2 separate regions of the Mus musculus genome follow, and region 1 is linked to region 2. Evidence: chromatin contacts called from ENCODE Hi-C or POLR2A ChIA-PET data. All regions are on one chromosome and are shown on one strand. The core of a region is the stretch at or near the end of the contact, and the rest is flanking DNA. Distances in the headings are between cores, read along the strand shown.

The links. A loop is a pair of places that touch in the nucleus more often than their neighbours do. ChIA-PET counts read pairs that join two places held with the same protein, here RNA polymerase II (POLR2A).
Region 1: a loop to region 2 is called in a map of heart, with 2.2 times the contacts of the local background. The contact joins the promoter of Dcaf5 here to the enhancer-like site in region 2. A Hi-C loop is called at or near these places in 4 of 37 maps with a recorded cell type or tissue (gastrocnemius, heart and left cerebral cortex). POLR2A ChIA-PET finds 5 or more read pairs at or near these places in 1 of 5 experiments (Patski).

Annotation. Positions count from the first base shown.
Region 1 is chr12:80,435,228-80,437,927 of GRCm38, reverse strand. Dcaf5 (DDB1 and CUL4 associated factor 5) reads left to right here and starts at 1,327. Exons shown (of 9, transcript NM_177267.5): 1 at 1,327-1,743. The coding sequence starts at 1,530.
Region 2 is chr12:80,394,175-80,396,874 of GRCm38, reverse strand. The region is part of intron 5 of Dcaf5 (DDB1 and CUL4 associated factor 5); the gene reads left to right. Among named protein-coding and RNA genes, the nearest start is that of Mir1843a, 3.8 kb to the right of the region's middle. Within about 2 kb of position 1,414, at least 1 of the 3 ENCODE cell types and tissues checked has a DNase peak (open chromatin) inside an H3K27ac peak, as active enhancers do; it is left cerebral cortex, where a contact is called at or near this core.

The DNA of each region.
Region 1 (2,700 bases), core at 78-2,577, 41 kb before region 2:
TCTCATTTTTGGGTTTGGTGACCTTCTAATAAATTTAGAATGTTGTTATATGAACTTTTGAATTAACTACTTGCAAAAAAATAATTTTGCTTGACAGGTGAACCTCTTCCTCATTCCCCATCTTTATCTTAAGAATTTCTTTAGTTCATCTTTCACCTATGGTTGTATTTAACCACTCCTGTGCCATCTCTGGTCCTGAGATTGTAATTCGTGTTAAACTGAAAGGGCAAACCTGACACCTGCCTATTTCAGGTTAGTTAATTACCACTAATGATAGAGGATAGTTTCCTGGAAAAGCACTCCATTGAAAAGGGGACTTTCAACTTTACCTGGTAAAATTCCAGTGCACTTACCCAGTTTCCTCACTGAGGTCAACTCAACTGAGGACTCCTGCACTATTGAAAGGCAGCTACTTCTGGACTATACTGTGGCTGCTGGTTAACAGCTGTGCATCTCCAGGCCTCCATTCTCAAGACCTTTGGCCTCACCCCTACCAATGAAATAAGATACTGCTACGTTTCATAATGTTTCTTGTGGCTTGCAAATGCATCTGGAACCAATGGACAGAGGACCTTCTCAATTTGATTTTGGCAATTTTCTTCTCACTTTCTTTTGGGAGTGGGGGGTGGGGATTGTTAGTGCTAGAGATTGAACCCAGAACTTGAAGAATGCAAAAAGCATACGCTCTACTATATGGCTACTATATCAGCTCAATTCTCTTTTCACCTCTCCGCAACCCCCTAAACCCAAGTGTCCTATCAGCTTGAATAATTCTGCCTTTTTTTTTAAACCGATAGGCTGGGGGTGGTGGTGGGGGTGGTGGTGAGTGTCAATTAGAAAACTGAATTGGAGAATAGAAGGGTGTATCAACATTTTTGGAAAGGGCAGGTGCACCGATAAAACCCCACAGACAACCTCCTTCCAGACGTCCAGTCCAATCGTGGGTTCCCTCACTTGAACAGGGAACTGGGCGCCCCAGGAGGCAGCGAGCAGCGCTGGGCGAGCCGCTGTCCCTCCAGGGAAGGAGGGTGAGCCCGCAGGCCGGCTGCCACTCTGATTGTTACGCGTGTCCAACTTCAGAGTGCGGCGTGCCGGGGGTGCCCCGTCGCCGCCATCCTGAGCCAACCGTGGTTCGGCGCGGTCAGCGGCCGCTGCAAGCCGCCGCCCGCCATCTCCGGGCAGCCGTCCGCGGGGGAGGGGCAGCTGGCGCCCGCGTTCTCCGGCCCGGCGGCCGGCGGAAGAGCCCCGCACCGCGGAAGCGCGACCGCAGCTGGGGATCAGCTGCTGGAGGCGGCAGGGAGGCGGAGCCTAGGGGGGAAGGGGAGGGAGGGACGCGACCGTGAGGAAGCCGCGAACGCCGCCGACCGACCGTCTGCACACCTCGCTCCGTCTGCCATGGCTGGTTAAAGAAGCCTCCGGCTCGCTGCGCGCGGGGAGGGACGGGACGGGAGGGGAGCGGCGGCCCGGCGTGCGGCCGAGGGAGGGGCGGCGGCGCGAGCTGCAGCGGCGGTGGCGGCGGCGGTTCCAGCATGAAGAGGAGAGCTGGCCTGGGGGGCAGCATGAGGTCAGTGGTGGGCTTCTTGTCCCAGCGGGGCTTGCATGGGGACCCCCTGCTCACTCAGGACTTTCAGAGGAGACGCCTGCGGGGCTGCAGAAACCTCTACAAGAAGGACCTTCTCGGCCACTTCGGCTGTGTCAATGCCATTGAATTCTCCAACAATGGAGGCCAGTGGCTGGTCTCAGGTAAATCAACCCCCTTCCTTCCCCTCCCCGCGCCTCCCGCTCCCCTTCCAGCTGCCCCTTCCCCTTCCCCGCCACCCTCCTGCTGCCCTGCGTCCCCACCCCCGCCCTTCTCAACCCCTCTCCAGCGGTGGGAAGATTTGGTGTGAAATTAATACCATTGCAGGGGGAGGGAGGAAGGGAGGGGGGAGGGAAGGAAGAAGGGGAAGGAGAGGAGGATGTCTTCTATATATATAAAAAAAGACCTAAAATGGTTGACAGGTCTTTAATGTGCTTTATCCCAAGTGCAAAGTGGTCCCTCCAGATGCCTGCCCCACCAGTGTGGGTCGGGGAGGGGGACGAGGTTACGGTTTGACTAAGTTGGTTGGCAAACTCTTCCTCTGCGTAGTTTAAAAGGTGCGGGGGGCACTGGGGGGAGGGCTGGCCGGGGGGGGGGGGGAGACCAAGGCTCGCCAAAGGCCAGGCGAAGCTCGAGCCCCAGTCCTCGGTGTCATGGAGAAAAGGGGCCTCGGAGCCGGAGGCCGGCGGTGACAGAGCCGGACACCGTGGGGCCAGCGGGGTCGGGCGGGTGGTGACGGGTAGCAGAGAGGCGTCCCCTCCCCCTGGCTCTCTCAGGGCCCAATCCCATCTCCCAGCACGCAGTGGTAGCCTCTTCAGCGTCTTGTTTTTATTATGGTTCCGAGAGTGGCGAGGGCTCTAGCGACCTAGGGACACCAACCAGCCTGAACTTGGATGCGCTGTTCGGGAGGCAGGGCTTCAGGAGGACCCCCCGGGAGACCTACTGGCGGGAGGCGGGCTCCAGGACCCCCTTCACCCGCGCGGCTCCTGTTGCAGGGCTGCTCGCCTCCTCCCCCACCCGGTTCAGCTGGGCCTACTTGCCTCCAGGGTCTCCCCGCTGGGGTGGGGGAAAGTGGTGCAATCGAGGCCGGGGCTCCGGCCGGGCGGTGTAGGCCTTGCTCT
Region 2 (2,700 bases), core at 165-2,664:
GCCATGGAAAAATAAGCAAGGTTCTCATTTAAGGGACCTTTGATGAAATAGGCAGTTAAGTAGAGGATTATCTTTCTTGATTTTCTTCCCAGGGCAGGCAGTTGAGAAGTTGGAACTTCTGCAGCTGAGGAGTGCCTCTCATGTCGAGCAGGGTTCCCTGAGGCTCCAGGGCTGAGGAGACTGCCTCCTCACTCTGTCGCACATCCTTCACCCCTCCTGCTTCTCTGACACATAGTGCCACGCCCTCACATGGGCCTTTGCACCATGTGCCTAAGGAGGGCACTGTCTGCAAAGAGGACAGCCTCTTAGGTTCAGCATAGCATTCTCTGCCGTTTCAGTACAACGGTTCTATGTAAATAGGTCAAATTTGGACCAACAATGCCAGCGTCCCTCCAGCTTGCTGTCTGCTCTACTTAGAATTGCAGTGCACAGCTGGCAACTGGGGTGGAGCACTGAGGTTGCCTCCAGTAGAAAGCTTGAGTGGTTTATGGTGTCACAGCAGTGTGTTGAGAGGAGTGTCCTAATGTCTTAATTCTGATCTACCCCTGGAATCCCCAGCCAGTTTCTTACTGTGCACTGAGTGGACCCTTATCCCTTTTCCCCTTGGCTCCTCTCTAAATGTTGTTTCTTTTAAAATTTCTAAGCCATTCAACATGTTTGCTAAGGAGTAGGAAGAAGGTGAAAGGTTATCTGGGAGCAGTTCCAGGCCCATGTGGAAGGGTGATGTGCAGAGGAAGAGGAGAGGCTGGGCAAGCATCCCATAGGAAAGGCCCAGGCCCTAACTGATGATCACCATTTTATTTGTATAGTAACACACATTGGATTAAGACTTTTATGTAAAAAAGTGTAGAGAGAAAAGAGGAAAAATCCATTTGAATGTCCATTAGCTCATTTTTTCTTAGTCTGTAGTCGCTGCCTCTAAAGTCACACTCTAAATACAGTGAACAGTTTATGTGTCTGTCTTTTTGGAATATAATTTAATGTTGATACCAGTAAGTGTATCCTATGAATGATGGAAACATGTAATATGTTATAATACCCATGCTCATGTGTGTGTGAATGCATGGACACACACATTCATGTTCCACAGTACATGTGTAGAGGTCAGAGAACAACTTATAGCAGAAAGAATTCTCTCCCTCTACCATATGGGTCTCGGATCAAATTATGTCCAGTTTATAGGCTGTGGGAGGATCCGAGGGGTCTAAAGGGCTGCTGGGCACCTAGAGGTATAACTCCTTACGATCATGAGGAGGCCTTCCCACTGAGTACCTGTCCTTCTGGCACAGTTTATGGATACTGAGCTATTGAGCAGCTTCTTTTGCCTTCTCCTAAACCACACTGCTCCAGTTCAGCTTGAAGCCTGTGGGTGTGCCGCACAGTCATGCTGTCCCACTGCTGCCCTGAAATAAACCATGAGAGGGCTGGTTGGCAGGATAAAATGTTAACGGTGGGAAGGACTTGAGTTAGCATCTGCTCTGACCCCCCAGAGGGAACTGTAAGGGAAGACACTGACAGTGTGCGTTCTTCCAGTGCAATCTGAAGTCTTAAGACACCAATGTGGAGACAGGGTGTTATAGTCCAGGATGACCTTAAACTCATGGTCTTCCTGCCTCTGTCTCATTACAGGCCTATGTTACCACATGTGACTTGGCTCTAAGTTTTTGCCTTAAAAATATCCATTTAAAACATTATCTTATTTTATGTGTAGGAATGTTTTGCTTATGTATATGCACAACTTTGAAAAGTCTAAAGACCTTTTTTCATGATAACATCTAAAACTGAGCCATGGGCTCTTCTTTAAACTTCTTAATGTATTCAGGGTCCCAGCATTTCTTAAAGGCTTAATTTTAATCTTAAGCCCTTAGATGGCTTGCCTGGCCCAATAAACTTAAGGTTGGAAAGTTTAGCTTTTGGAGTTTAGGTGGTGATGACAGGGCCGTAGGGAGGAGAAACTTGCATATAATTGACTAAAAGAGAGAACTTCACACCCACAAGTATATTTTATATATTCAGACAAGATGTCATTGATTTCATTTAGATAGTTTCTGGTGTATTCTCGTAGCCATCCTTCTTTGTCAGTGCCGACATCCCACGTATGCCATGCTCGGACGCCTGCAGTAGCCTTGGAACAGTCTTTAGAACTGAGGTCCTCTACTGTGTAGAGAATGGAGAGAAAGCAATTGTCCCCCTTTCCTGCTCTGCCCATCTGATTCCTTCATTGCCTGTTTTAGCTGTCTACTCACCCACCATCTCCTCCCCTTTCCATCTTTTTGGTTTCTGTCAGGAGCTGTTAGTTTTATGTCAGGTAGCCATCTCTAGCTTTGACAAGGATAATAGGGGAGGTGGTTCTTTCTCTCCTAATAATAAAACCAGGCAAGTCAGGAATCCCCATAAAGATTTAACCTCATGAGATGGTATCTTAGGTGTTGTGTAAATAACATGTGAGGAAGTGGGCAAGTACAAATTCCTAATGGTGTGGTTGGATTTTGTTAGCTTGACACAAACCTAGATTTCTGAGAATAAGGAATCTCAGTTAAGGAGTCGCCTCCATCTGATTGGGATGTTGGCATGCCTGTGGGACATTTTCTTGATTGCTGATTGTTATTGGAGCTAGCTTACTGGGGTGGTGCCACCATGTGGTGGGTGTCCTGAGAAGAGGTATAAGAAAGGTATCCTGGTGACTAAGGATGTGTAGCA